2 separate regions of the Homo sapiens genome follow, and region 2 is linked to region 1. A link is an interaction called in ENCODE POLR2A ChIA-PET data of the cell type or tissue named here. Cell type or tissue: PC-3. All regions are shown on one strand.

Region 1 (8,000 bases):
TGTAACTAGGGTTAGATTTCATACGAAGTTGGATGTGCCATACTCATTCAATGCTTGATTAATTAGTTGATCCTACCACATTAGTAACTGTTATCTAGAATAGGAAATTCTAAAAGGCTCATGTTTTCTTTTTCTGTCCTCTCCAGAAAACCAGGACAAGCTATGTTTGGTATAATCTTTCATCATCTTAGATAACTTTTAAAAATCATACTTAATTTTCCCTTTTGATAAAATAGTCTTAAATACCTTTAATTTCTCCCATGATGGTTATTTTATGCTGTGGAATTTCTTAAAAGTAAATAAGAAATAGTCAAAAGCTGCTGATTGTCTAAAGATGAAAGTTTTAAATGCTGTCATCTTGCAGATTTCATTTGCTATTTATTCCCATGAGTTTCATTTAAATTGTTAAATTAAAAACAAACAGCTCTCAAACTCTGAGCATGTGAAGTTCCCAGCAAAATCAGTCTATTGAAAAACCATGTAGTTCACAAGACTTCAATTTAGAGATGAGTTAAATAGAGCTTCTAATGTCCACAGCCATTCCTTTCTCATTAGAGTTTTCCAAGTTCATATAGCAGCTGCCAAAGCATTCCTCAGTTTTTAATCCTTTGAATATTCACCATAATGGTTTTAGTTATTAATAGTCCATGAATTGAATTTAATTGCCTTAAGTTTTTCCAAGTGTAGGAACTTTTCATTTTTTATCAAATTAAAAATGCCAGAATGATGAGTGTTTTTCAGCTGGCAGTTAATGATGTTTATTTTCCAGGGAGTCCAATGCCATAACAAATGAGTACTGAAACTTCATCTTGAATTGCCTTGATGTTTTGTCATGTCTTTTTAAACTTTTCAAAAGTTGTTTTTGAAGCACATACATTATGTAATAGTTCCTATCACAGCTTCCTCCAAGCCTTTCACTAGAGCTACTAAAAAGTTGCAAGATTATTTTTTTTAGTGCAACCAAAAAAATAGGTTTAGTCATTTTTAGCATTTACCAGGCAGTAAGAAAGAAGGAATGCATCCAGGCCAAAGAGAGACTAGAAAGTAAGAAACCCTGCACACACATGTATATTATTATTATCACTTCAAATTGAGGTTGCTTTTATGCCTTATCAAACATTGGAAGATTGATACGTTAACAGGTATGAACTTTTACTTCTTTCTTATTGGTAGTGCTCATTGTTCAGAGTCAGGAGAGTCTGGACAAAAGAACCTTGTGTGGTGAAAGGATATTGTTGGCATTCTTCTGATCATAGATTTTTTTAAAAAGTCTCATCATGTAAGGTTTGCCACATCTTCCTGTCACATCCTGTAATTCCTGTCATCATCTTGCTCTTGTTTATTGTACTCTCATCAGTTCTGATCTTGATTTTGTAAAGCAGCCTTTTCCAAATGGGGAACAAGACAGTGAAGGGCTTTCTTCTTCTTTTTTAAAATGTTGATGACTACTTGCGTGCTGCAAAAGGGTACATTATCATTGTTGTTAACCCCACCATCTGTCCTTTACTGAGTACTTATTATATATCAGCTACTGTGCCAAGCAATCTAGGTTATATTACTCATTTAAACTTCAGAACAATCTGTGAGGTAGATATTTTTAATAATAATTTCACAGATGAGGAAAGAGAGGTTTAAAAATATTAAGTAACTTCTCCAGGATCACATAGCTTGAAGTGATGGAACCCAAGGTGTTTACTCTAATTTCCCTGACTCCACGGAGCCCATGATTAAGCCTTCTTTGACATTACCCTCCTTACTGGTGCTGCCAGTCCAGACAAATGGCCCTTTAATAACCAATGCCCTTGTTTTTGAAACATGGATAGGATAGATTTTTAAAAAGCCAAAGAACTTCCCAATTTACATACCTAATTTCTCCCCCATCTGGGCTTAGTAGAAGCTATGACAGGTACCATTACCTAGGAGAAAAGGTTGCTGGTGACACCCCAGTTCTGCTTATCTGGGCTGAGCTACTCTGTCTGCTCTTTCAGGGTCACTGTTCTGTTCTGTTTTTCTAAAGGTCTTGAAACACTTTTGTGTTATTCCTGGTAAGAAAGCTAAGCCTGGTTAAATGCAGCAATTACAGTAGTGGCTATGGTCCAGATAAACTTCCCCACTGGCCCAGACTCTTCAAAGATGCTTTGAAGAATGAAAGCAAGAAGGAATGAAGGGTATATGGTGAGGTCAGAGATGGGAAACACTGAGTAGGAGAATGCCAAGTAAATTTGTTGATATTAGTTAGTCAGACACTATCTATAGTCAAAGAAATAGTACTCTGCATTGGTCTGAGTAGATGGCAGACCCCTCTTTTCTCTCCTGCAGTGCTCACTCTACATAATTACCAGCAGTGGCCTCAAGTTCAGACTGACATACAGAGCACCCACCAATCCATAACCTGGCTTCAGATTCCCTTAGCTTTTTGCGGGAGGATATAAGGCAGGAAACGGCATTCTAGCAGGGTAGTATCAGTGGAGTCTTTATACAAATCCAGGGAATATTTGTTTTACTCATCAAGTTACAGCTTAGTTGTAAGGGAATGAGACAATGGAGGTAGTATAGAAACACCTGAGCTTAGGTAAGACATATGGTCCATAGAAACCGGTAGCTTGAAACACCCCATGAACTTAGCTTCTGCGTTCCTCCAAGGGCCATACTCAGTTAGGAGAGTTGCACTACACACAGGAAAGCCAAATCATCTGCTTCTGAACAAGTATTTGTAGTCCACTTATAGGCCACCTGGTGCAAACATAATTCATCTATCAGGTTATTTTTATGATAAACAGTGTTACCTGATATCACAACTGACATTCCACATTTATCTTTAATTTTTTTTATTCAACATAATTCATGGGTTCACACCATGTTTGTGTTTACCCAGTATATTTCTGGGAAAACAGTGCAAGGAGAAAGTAAGCTGGCCCAAGGTCATCTTCTCATAGAGAAGGAGAAAGTATTTAACCTTTTCTTTCGACTTTCTCAGTACAGAGTTCAAGTGGGAAGATATTTAGTAGTAAGAGTGAAAAGATTACAGCTTTTAATCAGAAGTTTGGAGGCAGGAGTGTAGTGGGGGTAGCAGAGGAGAGGATTTTGACCTAGAGGCTTTTGAGGACTTCATTGTCTTGTTACTTATACAGTATCACCATCATTTATAGAGCAGTACTTTTGATTCTAGAGAGTAAAGGAATAGATGCAATCTGGAGTAAGAATATCCTTCTAGCTCAAGAGTGTGATGTAAAGGAAACAAATTTTGCTTCCACAGTGTTCAGCCCTGTTCATCAGGATGGAAGGAGACAGGCATTTGGGCAGAAATTTTGAAGAATAAAAATTGGTCACTTCACTGGAATTCTCCTTGAGCTATTCTTCAGAAGCCTTAAAATGATAGAGGGTGGTGCAGCAGGATGAGAGCAGTGTTACTGGCTTCTGTGTTCTGTGATATGCCAAAAGGCAGGAATATGGGGGGTGGTTATCTTCATGGGACCATTTGTGTACTGTCTCTTCCAAAGTAGCACTAGTAGTTTGCCCCACTCTTCACAAGATTTGTTTTGCCATGCCACTTAAAAACAGGTAGCAATCAGAACCTGAAAGTCTGTGTATTTACAAAGGTAATCAGATACCATAGAAACATTTTTCTGTCATAACTTGGAATAGAATATTGATCTATTGAAAGATTCATCTGTATCATAGATTTTGAAATATTTAATTCCAAAATTTCAGACAACTTAGATCAAGTAAACATACTGCTCAATAAGTTTTGAAAAGTTAGAATTTCACATAATAGGTTATAATAAAAATTACAGATATTATAAAACAGGAGATTATATCCAACTCCAGCAAGCCTTTATGTATAGTGATTAGATTCTTACTAGTTGATCTGTTATTATTAAGTCCAAGGATTCCTTTGTGTTTATTTCAGAACTTTACCTTTTGACCAGTTGGTCCAGAGGGCAGCTGAAGAGAAACATAAAGAATTCTTTGTTTCAGAGGTAATTGCTTTTAACATTTTTAAAAGAAGGCATTAATATCTATATACTAAATGGATTTTCTTATGAAAGAATAGTAGATACACAAGAGCAACAGCCGTCTCTGATAGACATTCGTAAGATTTGGTTGGATGCACCACAGACTGTAGCTCTGCTATTTATTAGCTCTCAAACTTTGGCCAAATTATTTTTCTGTACTTCAGTATACTCATCTGTGAAATGGGGGTGATAATAGTACCTATTTTATAAAGTGTTTGTGAGGATTAACTAAATAAAATAGTAAAATACTTAGCAGTGTGCCTGATGTATAGAAATTACGCATTAAATGTTAGCTATTAATGTTACGTCCTTTTAAAATGCTTTGGTCTGATATGCCAACTTCAAATGCTAATGGAAAACTTCATTTTCATATCTATTGACTATTAGACTGTTTCTGTATTCTTGTTATCAATGTGATTTCTATTGTGTATATTTGCTGTAATATTTGTTCAGGATTAAATGCGGAAGAATTCTACTTAATTATAGTCTAGCTTTAAATAATTCAATTTAAATACCTTGAGATAAGGCATCAAGGCCTTGTATATAAATATGTTTTTAAAAATTTCCTGTGTTGGTCGAGCGCAATGGCTCACGCCTGTAATCCCAGCACTTTGGGAGACCAAGGCGGGTGGATCACCTGAGATCGGGAGTTCGAGACCAGCCTGACCAACATGGAGAAACCCAGTCTCTACTAAAAATACAAAATTAGCTGGGCATGATGGTGCATGCCTGTAATCCCAGCTACTCAGGAGGCTGAGGCAGGCGAATCACTTGAACCCAGGTAGCGGAGGTTGCAGTGAGCTAGATTGCGCCATTGCACTCTAGCCTGGGCAACAAGAGCATAACTGTCCAAAAAAAAAAAAAATTCACTGTGTTATTCAAAAGCACATTTTAAAAACAAATTGCTTTTTAATCTTTGAATGAAGCTGTTTTCTGCATTTGAGCCAGCTGGGCTGGGGAGTTTGGTTCTAAAAGGTGCTGCATTTTTACAGTCCTCTTGTCAGGTAATAGTTATACTAGATTACTGCCACAATCCCCACAAACTCTGTAGGTCTGTGATTCTGTAGTATAACCAAAATGTCTTTTTAAATGGATTCCATTAGCTGCACCTGAGAACTGTTTTATAACTTTATAGCCATGCTTTGAACATGTATATTCAGTTGCCCTTTGGTACTTTGATGTCTAAGGGTAATCAGTGGTATATATTTAAATAGCCATGAAATGTGAAGTAAAAGAAATAGACACGTGGTAAAAGATTAAAGTCTAAAAATCATGGAAACTATGTAAACAAGATCAACTTGAACTGTCAGTTTGGTCCTCTAAGAAGCAGATGCTGAGATGGAATTAGGAGTGCAAAAGGCTGGCCGGGCGCGGTAGCTCACGCCTGTAATCCCAGCACATTGGGAGGCGGAGGCGGGCGGATCAGGAGGTCAGGAGATTGAGACCATCCTGGCTAACACGGTGAAACCCCGCCTCTACTAAAAATACAAAAAAATTAGCCAGGCATGGTGGCATACGCCTGTAGTCCCAGCTACTTGGGAGGCTGAGGCAGGAGAATGGCGTGAACCCGGGAGGCGGAGCTTGCAGTGAGCCGAGACTGCACCACTGCACTCCAGCCTGGGCTACAGAGCAAGACTCCGTCTCAAAAAAAAAAAAAGAAAAGAAAAACAAGGAGTGCAAAAGTCTTGTTAAATAGGAGAAATAACTGTGAAAGGAAAGGGGAGGAAGCAGGATTGGATAGGGGAAGACATGTAGATACAGATCTGACAGTCTCTGCCAACTCATCCTGGAACTCCTGAGCAGACTGCCTATGAGAAAAGTCCTGCATTGGGTGGCAATGTCTAGGTCTTTTACCAGCTTAAGTCACTGGTTGTGACTACCCCAAGAAGAGCATGACCTAGATTCCAATCCTGAGGTGGACCTGAAGAAGTTAACAGCTGGTAGCTCTAAGCTAATCACACTCCTTACAATGAAGCAGTGAGTTCTTTCTTGAAGGAATTTCTGAGCAGTGCACTTCTGTGTCTGGTGCATTAATTTTATTTTTTAAATCTTGAAATGTTAGAACTAGTAGAAAACCCTTAGACTTTCGAAGAACATTTTGAAACTTATTAGCCAGTAATTTATAGAATCTATGTGATGTGGTGCTAGCTAAAAATAGAAAAGCACTGAGAGTTCAATTAAAACCTCAATCATCAATTTATGTCTTAAGATAAATATTATTATCTTTTGAAGTTTATGTTATAATTCTCAGTGTTGGGTGAAAGAGGCAGAATTCTGAGTTTGGATTGCCCAAGTGCTTGACTTGGTATATCTCACTTCTCTAACAGTGAATGTTTTATAATTCAAACAGTTCTCTAGTTACTTGGTGAAGGATAAATAATAATTTTTGGCCTCGCACAGTGGCTCATGCTTATAATCCCAGCACTCTGGGAGGCCAACACCGGAGGATCACTTGAGTCCAGGAGTTCGAGACCAACTTGGACAACATAGCGAGTCTCCTTCTCTACAAATAGTAAAAATAATTAGCTGAATGTCCCAGCTACTCGGGAGGCTGAGGCAGGAGGATTGCCTGAGACCAGGAGGTTGAGGCTGCAGTGGGCGTGATCGCATCACTGCACTCCAGCCTGGGTGACAGAATGAGTCCCTGTCTCAAAACAATTAATTAATTTAAAAAATTTAAATAATTTTTTTAAATGATCAGTTTACGTTTACTACAATGAAATTATATTTTTCTAATTCATACATGAGCTGAATCTTAAGCATTTGGCTTGAGAATTTATAGACAGGGATAGGCTTAGCTTGATAAAATGCAGTGTTCTCAAGTTTAAAAAAATATATTATTAAAAGCATAAGGTATTTATCTGTTACTGTACATTTATATTTACTAAGTATTAAGACACTATTAAAATAAGAGTCTAAATAATTTGGAACATAAAGACTAAATCATTGTAGCTTTAGAGATGGTATGTATATGTTGCCTTTAGAATTTATTTTACTTATTGTTTTATGGATCCAGTCACTATCATGAGCAACATATTAAAGACATTTCTTCATATGGCCACCAGAGAGCATTAGTAGAAAGGGTAAGAGAACTGAACTTTTTTTTTTTTTTTCTTTTTTGAAAAGGTCTTGCTCTGTCACCCAAGCTGGAGTGTAGTGTCACAATCATAGCTCACTGCAGCCTCAGCCTCCCAAGTAGCTGGGACTACAGGCACGTACCACCATGCCCAGCTAATTTTTTGTAGATGGTGTCTCACTCTGTTGCCCAGGCTGGTCTTGAGCTCTTGGACTTAAGCAGTCTTCCTGCCCTGGCCTCCCAGAGTACTAGGATTACAGTTGTGACCCACCACGCCCAGCGATAATTGAACTTTTTAGAAAACTACTTAACTGGGTCAGATTTTAAGACTTGTTTCCTAACTTTACTTCCTAATATTTTTGAAGTGAAGGTGTTTTATTTTTTTCCGTAGTTCTCAGTACATAATTCTTTTTTTTACTTTTAATTATTATGAATACATGATAGCTATACAAATCCTAGTATTTTTACATTTGAAAAAGTAAAATATTGCTGATGTTATTTTTCTCTGGGGTGTTTAAGGATGAGAAATACTACTTACGGTCACTTGGAGAAGACCCTAGAAAGGTAAGAATTCTAAATGTAAAACAATTCCCTAAAATCTAAATGGATGTATGTATGTTAACTGGCAACACTGTAATTTTATACTTACTGCCTGACATATTCCCTGTTCTATCCTTTTCCATTCTTCTCTCAGTGATTTGTGCCCCTGAATAAGAAGTAAGATGATTAAAAAGTGATTACTTTGTATTCAGGTAGGCCTGTAGAATCTTAGTGTTTATAGTCATCTAATCCCTATACAATAAGAAATCTCTTCTACTGTATATTTTATAGGTGGCAACTCAGTTAACAAAATATTAATTTGAAATAATTATTAGAATCCTGAATAGTTCATTGTATAAGTTTTGACA
Region 2 (8,000 bases), 670 kb before region 1:
ACTTTCCCACCTGGCGCCGAGCCCAAAAGGGAGACTTCATTCAGAATAAGCCTGCAGGCTATATCCAGCATCTGTTCGTTCCAGTGCCTGGAAAGTCCAAAGAGAAGACTCCTAGCCTGACAGGGTTTATTACCCCATATCTTCATCTAATGGGTAAGACAAATAGCCATAGTTTAATACAGGAAATAAGAGTACAAGCTCTGGATCAGGCAGCCCGAGTTCAAATTGGCCCACCATTCTCAAGGTGGCTAGCCTGGGTCTCGCCATGTCCTCACCTGTAAAAGGGGAATATTAGAACCCAACTCACAGAATGATCTAGAGAAATAAATGACAACTCATATAAAATCCACAGTCCAGGAGTAACTGACCCTCATTTACTCACTAATAAATGTCCTCACTAGGACATTTATTGCATGCCAAGATCTGCTTTTAGCACCTTATATGTATTCACTCATTTAATCCTCTCAACTGCCCTGTGAGGTAGGTATGATCACCCATCTTTGACAGCTAGGGAACCAAAGTACCAATATAATTAAGTAAGCTGACTGAGAGCATGGAGGAGTTAACAGAGGGTAAACTGAGATTTTGGCCAGTCTGCCTTTCTCAAGTTTTAAAGCTCATGCTTTTAATCACTATGCTTTGTTATGGCAGCTGATACCAAGTAATGCTCAAGAAATATTAGCTATTAGTGTCATCTTTAGATATAGGAAGTCAGGTAAGCAAATGCCTTTAACAATTTATTATAGAACAAACTCACATAATTGGTTTTTCATCATGGCAAATTATTCTCCCAAAATAAAGAATACAAATTTGCACTGTTGAGGGAGGGCTTCTCTGTCTGTCTGTCTCTCTCTCTCTCTCTCACACACACACACACACACACACACGCACACAGAGTATATAATTCCCACTTCAGAATTCACTAACATCAAGACATATGGAAATAATAACAAAATCTTATTGGAATTCCCAGCCATTAAATAGAAAGGTATGGAACACTTTTCTTCTTGTAATCACATCTCACCACAAAAAGGGCTCCTCTAATACTTGGAGTCTAAGGACAAGTATTAGAGGAGCCCTTACTTCTAATGCCTTACCTTCCAATGAGTTTCTGGCAGGAATTCTTGGCACAGATGGTGGCTGGACCAACGCCTCCATATGAGATGCATAACTCTCTAATAATGCCATCCCCTTCTCCAAAAAAGACTCTCATTCCTGAATTGACTATCGCTAGCGCATTCTCCTGTCGCTGGGCTTGTCGGAAGGCTGACACAAATTCCCACTGAAAGAAACAGTTAAGTGGCACATGTAGAAACACTGAGCATCACCTATGCACTGGGCAGTCTGTGTGTCTTGAGTATCACCTACACACCGGGCAGTCTGTGTGTGTTGAGTGTCACCTACACACCAGGTAGTGTGTGTGTGTTGAGCATCACCTACGTGCTGGACGGTATGTGTATGTTGAGTATCACATTGATATCAGATATGCAGCCCCCAGCATCTCCAGAAAATCATTCTCCGTTGTTGAGGCCACCCAGTGTGTGGTTCTTTGTTATGGTAGCCCTAGCAAACTAATACATCCTCTGAGGCAGGCTTGATTATTCCCATTTTACAGATGAGGAATCCAAGGCGCAGAAGGATTCAGTAATTAGTTCAGGCCTTGAAACCAGGATTCAAACCTGACTCTATCTCATGCAAAGCCTCATGTTTTTTCCAATAAGTTCTATTGCAAATGTATTTTTAGGCTTTTTTCAAAACCCAAGATATAGGTAGAGGCATACTCTTCATGTCATATTTAGGGAGAAAGGCTTATGGGACAAAAACCTTTTAGAAAGTTACTTTAGAGCTTGGGGTAGGGGGAGAAAGAGCGAGAATGGCAGAGATAAGTCTGGGAGTGGTGGCTCACACCTGTAATCCCAGTACTTTGGGAGGCCGAGGCAGGTGAATCACCTGAGGTCAGGAATTCCAGACCAGCTTGGCCAACTTGGCGAAACCCCGTCTCTACTAAAAATGCAAAAATTAGCTGGGCATGGTGGTGCGCACCTGTAATCCCAGCTACTCGGGAGGCTGAGGCAGGAGGATCGCTTGAACCTGGGAGGCAGAGATTGCAGTGAGCCCAGATCATGCCACTGCACTCCAGTGTGGGCAAAAGAGCGAGACTCGATCTCAAAAAAAAAAAAAAATCTCCTAATTCGAGGAATGATAGGGGCATGCGTAATACAAGGAAAAGGCAACTATTCACAAGTCTTAAAATAATGACCTCATACCACTTCCTGAAGTTGAGCCTTTATCTCCCACATAAACACTTCACCCTTTTTCTTATTCCACCATATACTGGAATAAACAAGCCATAGCATCACAGGTGCAACTGGGAAATTGACAGTGGGATGTTCTCACCTTCCTTGAGTAGGGGATGTTCACTGAGACCAAGATTTCTTGAGGCTTAAGATCTGCATTAGGGCACTTGCTGAGGAATTGCTCATTTAAAGGAATCTGTCGTTTTCCTTCTGTGGAAAGAAATGACACTTTCCCTGGGATCTGTTTGGTCTGTTAAATAAACTTCCAAAACTTAGGAAGTAATTCTACCAAATACCTGAGGAAACCGGTTGTTCAGGGAAACAGGTGCTCTTCCTATGCTTCGCAAATCTTTTACCCTATAATGCGTCTTGCAATGTTTCTTCTAGTCTAGGCCCCATCTCTTTTTGTTTTCCTTGCTTTCTCATCGATAAAAACATCGACTGGGCGTGGTGGTTCACACCTGTAATCCTAGTGTTTTGGGAGGCCAAGGCAGGTGGATCATTTGAGGTTAGGAGTTTGAGACCGGCCTGGCCAACATGGTGAAACCTCTCTCTGCTAAAAATACAAAAAAATTAGCTGGGCATGGTTGTGCGCACCTGTAGTCCCAGCTACTCAGGAAGCTGAGGCAGGAAAATCACTTGAACCCGGGAGGGAGAGGTTGCAGTGAGCTGAGATCATGCCACTGCACTCCAGCCTGGATGACAAAGTGAGACTCCATCTAAAAAATTTTTTTAAAAATAAAAAATAGATTTAAAAAATAGATGAAAAGATCTCACAGAGTAGCCCAGAGTTTCAGGTAGAATAGAACCTTAGCAGTCCTCTTCCTGACAACACAATTCACTTAAAACTTTACAAGTAGGGAGTAAATATTAATATCTCTTTTGATATTCTGATCAAGTCAGCCAACAAATATTTATTGTTTATAACCAGGAACCCCACTAGATACAGTCATGAATAAGAAATTATCTTTAATAAATTTGTATACTACTGAGATGTTATCTTACTTTTTTATATCTTGTTCCAACACCTGAAGAATTTTAGTTCTTTAATTAATATATAAGGAAGAGGAACAGTTTAAAACTATAACAAAATACTGAAAGCTAAGAAGCTTTTGATGTCTATATTCACATCACAAACCTGTTTCTCATAGTATGACTTTTAGGGGATGTTACTCAAATTGAAAACCCTGAATGCAAATCTTCCTCTTTAAGATAGTTTTGTGACCAAGCACTGTGGCTCATGCCTGTAATCCCAACACTTTGGGAGGCAGAGGCGGGTGGATCACCCGAGGTCAGGAGTTCGAGACCAGCCTGGCCAACATAGTGAAACCACATCTCTATTAAAAATACAAAAATTAGCTGGGCATGGTGGCACATGCCTGCAGTCCTAGCTACTCAGGAGGCCAAGGCAGGAGAATCGCTTGAACCCAGGAGGTAGAGGTTGCAGTGAGCTGAGATTGTGCCACTGCACTCCAGACTGGGTGACAGAGCGAGACTCCATTTCAAAAAAAAAAAAAGATAGTTTTATGGTTTAAATGGTATGAAGAGTAAGTATTTAACAATGCAGATGATAGAAAACTAGTCCATATTTTTTAACGAAAAAAAACCCCACAAATTTACAGAGGACCAATTAGAACTTCCTAATAATTTTCAAGCAAGTTGGAAGAAGCGATAAATTAGATGTTGTGGACTTAGTTTTAATAACAAAAATCAAGTAAATAAATATAGAATGAGGCCCAATCATTTTTCACCTGAAAAAGACCTGTATGTTTCCATCAATGATAAATTAAGTGTGAGCTCAAAGCACGATGTGGGTGCCACAACACTCCTGTACCACCTGGAGAATGTCTTCAACAAAGGGACCCAATAGTTCTCAATAGTATGTAGTTCCCAGCAATAATCAGATCACATCCGGACATTAACCAACACAAACATGTCCAGTGTAGGGTGACCAGTATGAGGAAAAACAAACAAACAAACAAAAAACCAGAAAGACACAGGGGAAGAAAGCCTGTGCTATTAAGACAAGACTCACAAAATTTCCAGTATCCAGAAAAGCAGAGAAATGTATTGATATTATAGGGAAAAGTCATTTTCAAGACTGGATTTCCTGCCTCCCCAGAGAGAAAAAGGGGTAGAGAAACAGCTTAATAATCTCCAAGTAGGGGCTGTCACTTACCTTTTGATAGCAAGTTGAGGGTACAGTTACCCACAGCCAGGATGGGATTCAGATCTGAATCTGGATGCCTGCTAATGATGTGTCCCCCTAAAGACTTTTAAAAATAATGAGTTATTTTCATTTATGTAATCATAAAAAAGCAAGTGCTAAAATAAGGATTAAGCAAGGCTTTGGAGAACTATTTTTTTTGTCTGTTCCAAAAGAATGAAAATGTCATGATTCATCAGGGAGAGTCACCCAAGGGATGCATACCAGAGTTTACTGTCATCAGATACATACAGCCATGTTCCTGATCTGGGACCCAGCCAGAGTTCCCAAATGCTTCAGGAGAGCATGGTACATCTGTGTCTTCTCCTCTGGAAGCTTCTGGACTACATCAGCCAAAATGTCCTTCACCTGGGCTAGGCTGAGACCAGCACCAAGGGTGAGTCCTGAAATGAAGTCATTTGTAAATAACACAGTGCGATCACTGCTGATCTGAAAATGTCCATTAGACCAAAGCTACAGACATAGAATCTTTATACTGGATACATGCTGCCCTGCTTATTGGTGATGGTGGTGATGGGCAGTGATGGTGGTGATGGTGATGAAGGTAATGGTAGTAATGAAAGTGGTGGTGAGGCGATGGTGGTAGGGATAGCAGTTGAGGGGGTGGTGTGGTGGTGGTGATGAAGGTGGGGTAATGATAGAGGTGGTGGTAGTGATGTAAGTGGTGTTGATGGAGGTAATGAAGGCTGAATTCTTTGAACACTCACTCTATTGAGTATTATGTTGAATGCTTTAGATAATCTCCTTAAATCTGAACATACCTATGAGATATTAATAGCCCCATTTCACAGATGAAGAAACTGAGAGTTGAGTAACTTGCCTAAGATCTGACAGCTAATATATGCCATTGTCAAGAGTTAGATTTCAGAGGCTGTACTGCAAACCCACATTTCTATTGCTTCTTATCATTGCCATTATATCAATTTCCTCTACAGGAGTAGAAAAACCAGTCTGTAAGCTGTTGAATACATAAACTCGCTACTGTGGTTTTAAAGAGCAAAGACTGTGTTATATTCATCTTTATCTTCTGTCCAGCACTTAGCACCGTATCCTTCATTGAATAGTTGTTACATTTCTCTGATATTGCAGACAGAAGAAGTTCTTCAGTAAAAACTGAACTATTCAGACAATTAGTATTTAGATTAACTTTAGAGAATTCTTCCCTCAGTCTTCCTCCAGAATGTTATCATTCTTTTTTTTTATGCTTTCTGTCCCCATTTTCTTTTTCTTTTATTTTACTTTAAGTTCTAGGATACATGTACAGAATGTGCAGGTTTGTTACATAGGTATACATGTGCTATGGTGGTTTGCTGCACCTATCAACCTGTCATCTAGGTTTTAAGCCTTGCATGCATTAGGTATTTGTCCTAATGCTCTCCCTTCCCTTGCTCCCCACCCGCCAACAGGCCCCGGTATGTGTTGTTCCCCTTCCTGTGTCCATGTGTTCTCATTGTTCAACTCCCACTTATGAGTAAGAGCATGTGGTGTTTGGTTTTCTGTTCCTGTGTTAGTTTGCTGAGAATGATGGCTTCCAGCTTCATCCATGTCCCTGCAAAGGACATGATCTCATTCTTTTTTATGGCTGCATAGTATTCCATGGTGTGTATCTGTCACAGTTTCTTTATCCAGTCTATCATTGATGTGCATTTGGGTTGGTTCCAAGTCTTTGCTATTGTAAATAGTGCTGCAATATACCTAAGTGTGCATGTGTCTTTATAGTGGAATGATTTATAATCCTTTGGGTATATACTCAGTAATGGGATTACTGGGTCAAATGGTATTTCTGGTTCTAGATCCCTGAGGAATCACCACACTGTCTTCCACAACGGTTGAATTAATTTACACCCCTACCAACAGTGTAAAAGCATTACTATTTCTCCACAGCCTTGCCAGCATTTATTGTTTCCTGACTTTTTAATAATCACCATTCTGACTGGCATGAGATGGTATCTCAGTGTGGTTTTGATTTGCATTTCCCTAATGATCAGTGATGATGAGCAGCACATCGAAAAGCTTATCCACCACGATCAAGTTGGCTTCATCCCAGGGATGCAAGGCTGGTTCAATATATGCAAATCAATAAATGTAATCCCTCACATAAACAGAACCAGTGACGAAAACCACATGATTATCTCTATAGATGCAGAAAAGGCCTTTGATAAAATTCAACATCTCCTCATGTTAAAAACTTTCAATAAACTAGGTATTGATGGATCATATCTCAAAATAATAAGAGCTATTTGTGACAAACCTATAGCCAATATCATACTGAATGGGCAAAAGCTGGAAGGATTCCCTTTGAAAACTGGCACAAGATAAGGATGCCCTCTCTCACCACTACTATTCAACGTAGTATTGGAAGTTATGCCCAGTGCAATCAGGCAAGAGAAAGAAATACAGGTATTCAAATAGGAAGACAGGGAGTCAAATTGCCTCTGTTTGCAGATGACATGATTGTGTACTTAGAAAACCCCATCGTCTCAGCCCAAAAACTCCTTAAGCTGATATGCAAATTCAGCAAAGTCTCAGGATACAAAATCAATGTGCAAAAATCACAAGCATTCCAATACACCAACAATAGACAAGCAGAGAGCCAAATCATGAATGAACTCCCATTCACAATTGCTACAAAGAGAAGAAAATACCTAGGAATACAATTTACAAGGGATGTTAAGGACCTCTTCAGGAAGAACTACCAACCACTGCTTAAGGAAATAAGAGAGGACACAAACAAATGGAGAAACATTCCATGCTCATGGATAGGAAGAATCAATACCATGAAAATGGCCATACTGCCCAAAGTAATTTACAGATTCAATGCTATCCCCATCAAGCTACCATTGACTTTCTTCACAGAATTAGAAAAACTACTTTAAATTTCATAAGGAACCAAAAAGAGCCTGTATAGCCAAGACAATCCTAAGCAAAAAGAACAAAGCTGGAGGCGTCACACTATCTGACTTCAAACTATACTACAAGACTACAGTAACCAAAACAGCATGGTACTGGCACCAAAACAGATATATAGACCAGTGGAACAGAACAGAGACCTTAGAAATAAAACCACACATCCACAACCATCTGATCTTTGACAAACTTGACAAAAACAAGCAATGGGGAAAGAATTCCCTATTTAATAAATGGTGCTGGGAAAACTGGCTAGCCATATGCAGAAAACGAAATTGGACCCCTTCCTTACACCTTATACAAAAATTAACTCAAGATGGATTGAAGACTTAAATGTAAAACCCAAAACCATAAATACCCTAAAAGAAAACCTAGGCAATACCATTCAGGACATAGGCATGGGCAAAGACTTCATGACTAAAACACTAAAAGCAATTGCAGCAAAAGCCAAAATTGACAAATGGGATCTAATTAAACTAAAGAGTTTATGCCTAGCAAAAGAAATTAGTGTCAGAGTGAACAGGCAACCTACAGAATGCGAGAAAAGTTTTGCAATCTACCCACTGACA

What was found. ChIA-PET counts read pairs that join two places held together with the same protein. Peaks named below come from ENCODE experiments on the same cell type or tissue, not always from the same donor. Only the 100,000 strongest peaks of a DNase experiment are listed, where the experiment ranks them.
Region 2: POLR2A ChIA-PET joins it to region 1 with 13 read pairs; 2 of 35 experiments call an interaction of 5 or more read pairs at or near these places.

The regions. Positions count from the first base shown.
Region 1 is chr2:199,939,745-199,947,744 of GRCh38, reverse strand. It overlaps TYW5 (tRNA-yW synthesizing protein 5), which reads left to right. Exons shown (of 8, transcript NM_001039693.3): 3 at 3,911-3,980; 4 at 7,612-7,656. Among named protein-coding and RNA genes, the nearest start is that of TYW5, 12 kb to the left of the region's middle. In PC-3, a CTCF peak has its summit at 7,085 (motif pointing right); no DNase peak of the experiment used is centred here.
Region 2 is chr2:200,605,891-200,613,890 of GRCh38, reverse strand. It overlaps AOX1 (aldehyde oxidase 1), which reads right to left. Exons shown (of 35, transcript NM_001159.4): 11 at 4,756-4,907; 12 at 4,477-4,570; 13 at 2,398-2,507; 14 at 1,098-1,282; 15 at 1-87. Among named protein-coding and RNA genes, the nearest start is that of AOX1, 24 kb to the right of the region's middle. RefSeq lists an enhancer at 4,072-5,271. In PC-3, no CTCF peak of the experiment used is centred here; a DNase peak (open chromatin) is centred at 4,740; H3K4me3 peaks cover 1,666 bases; H3K27ac peaks cover 1,813 bases.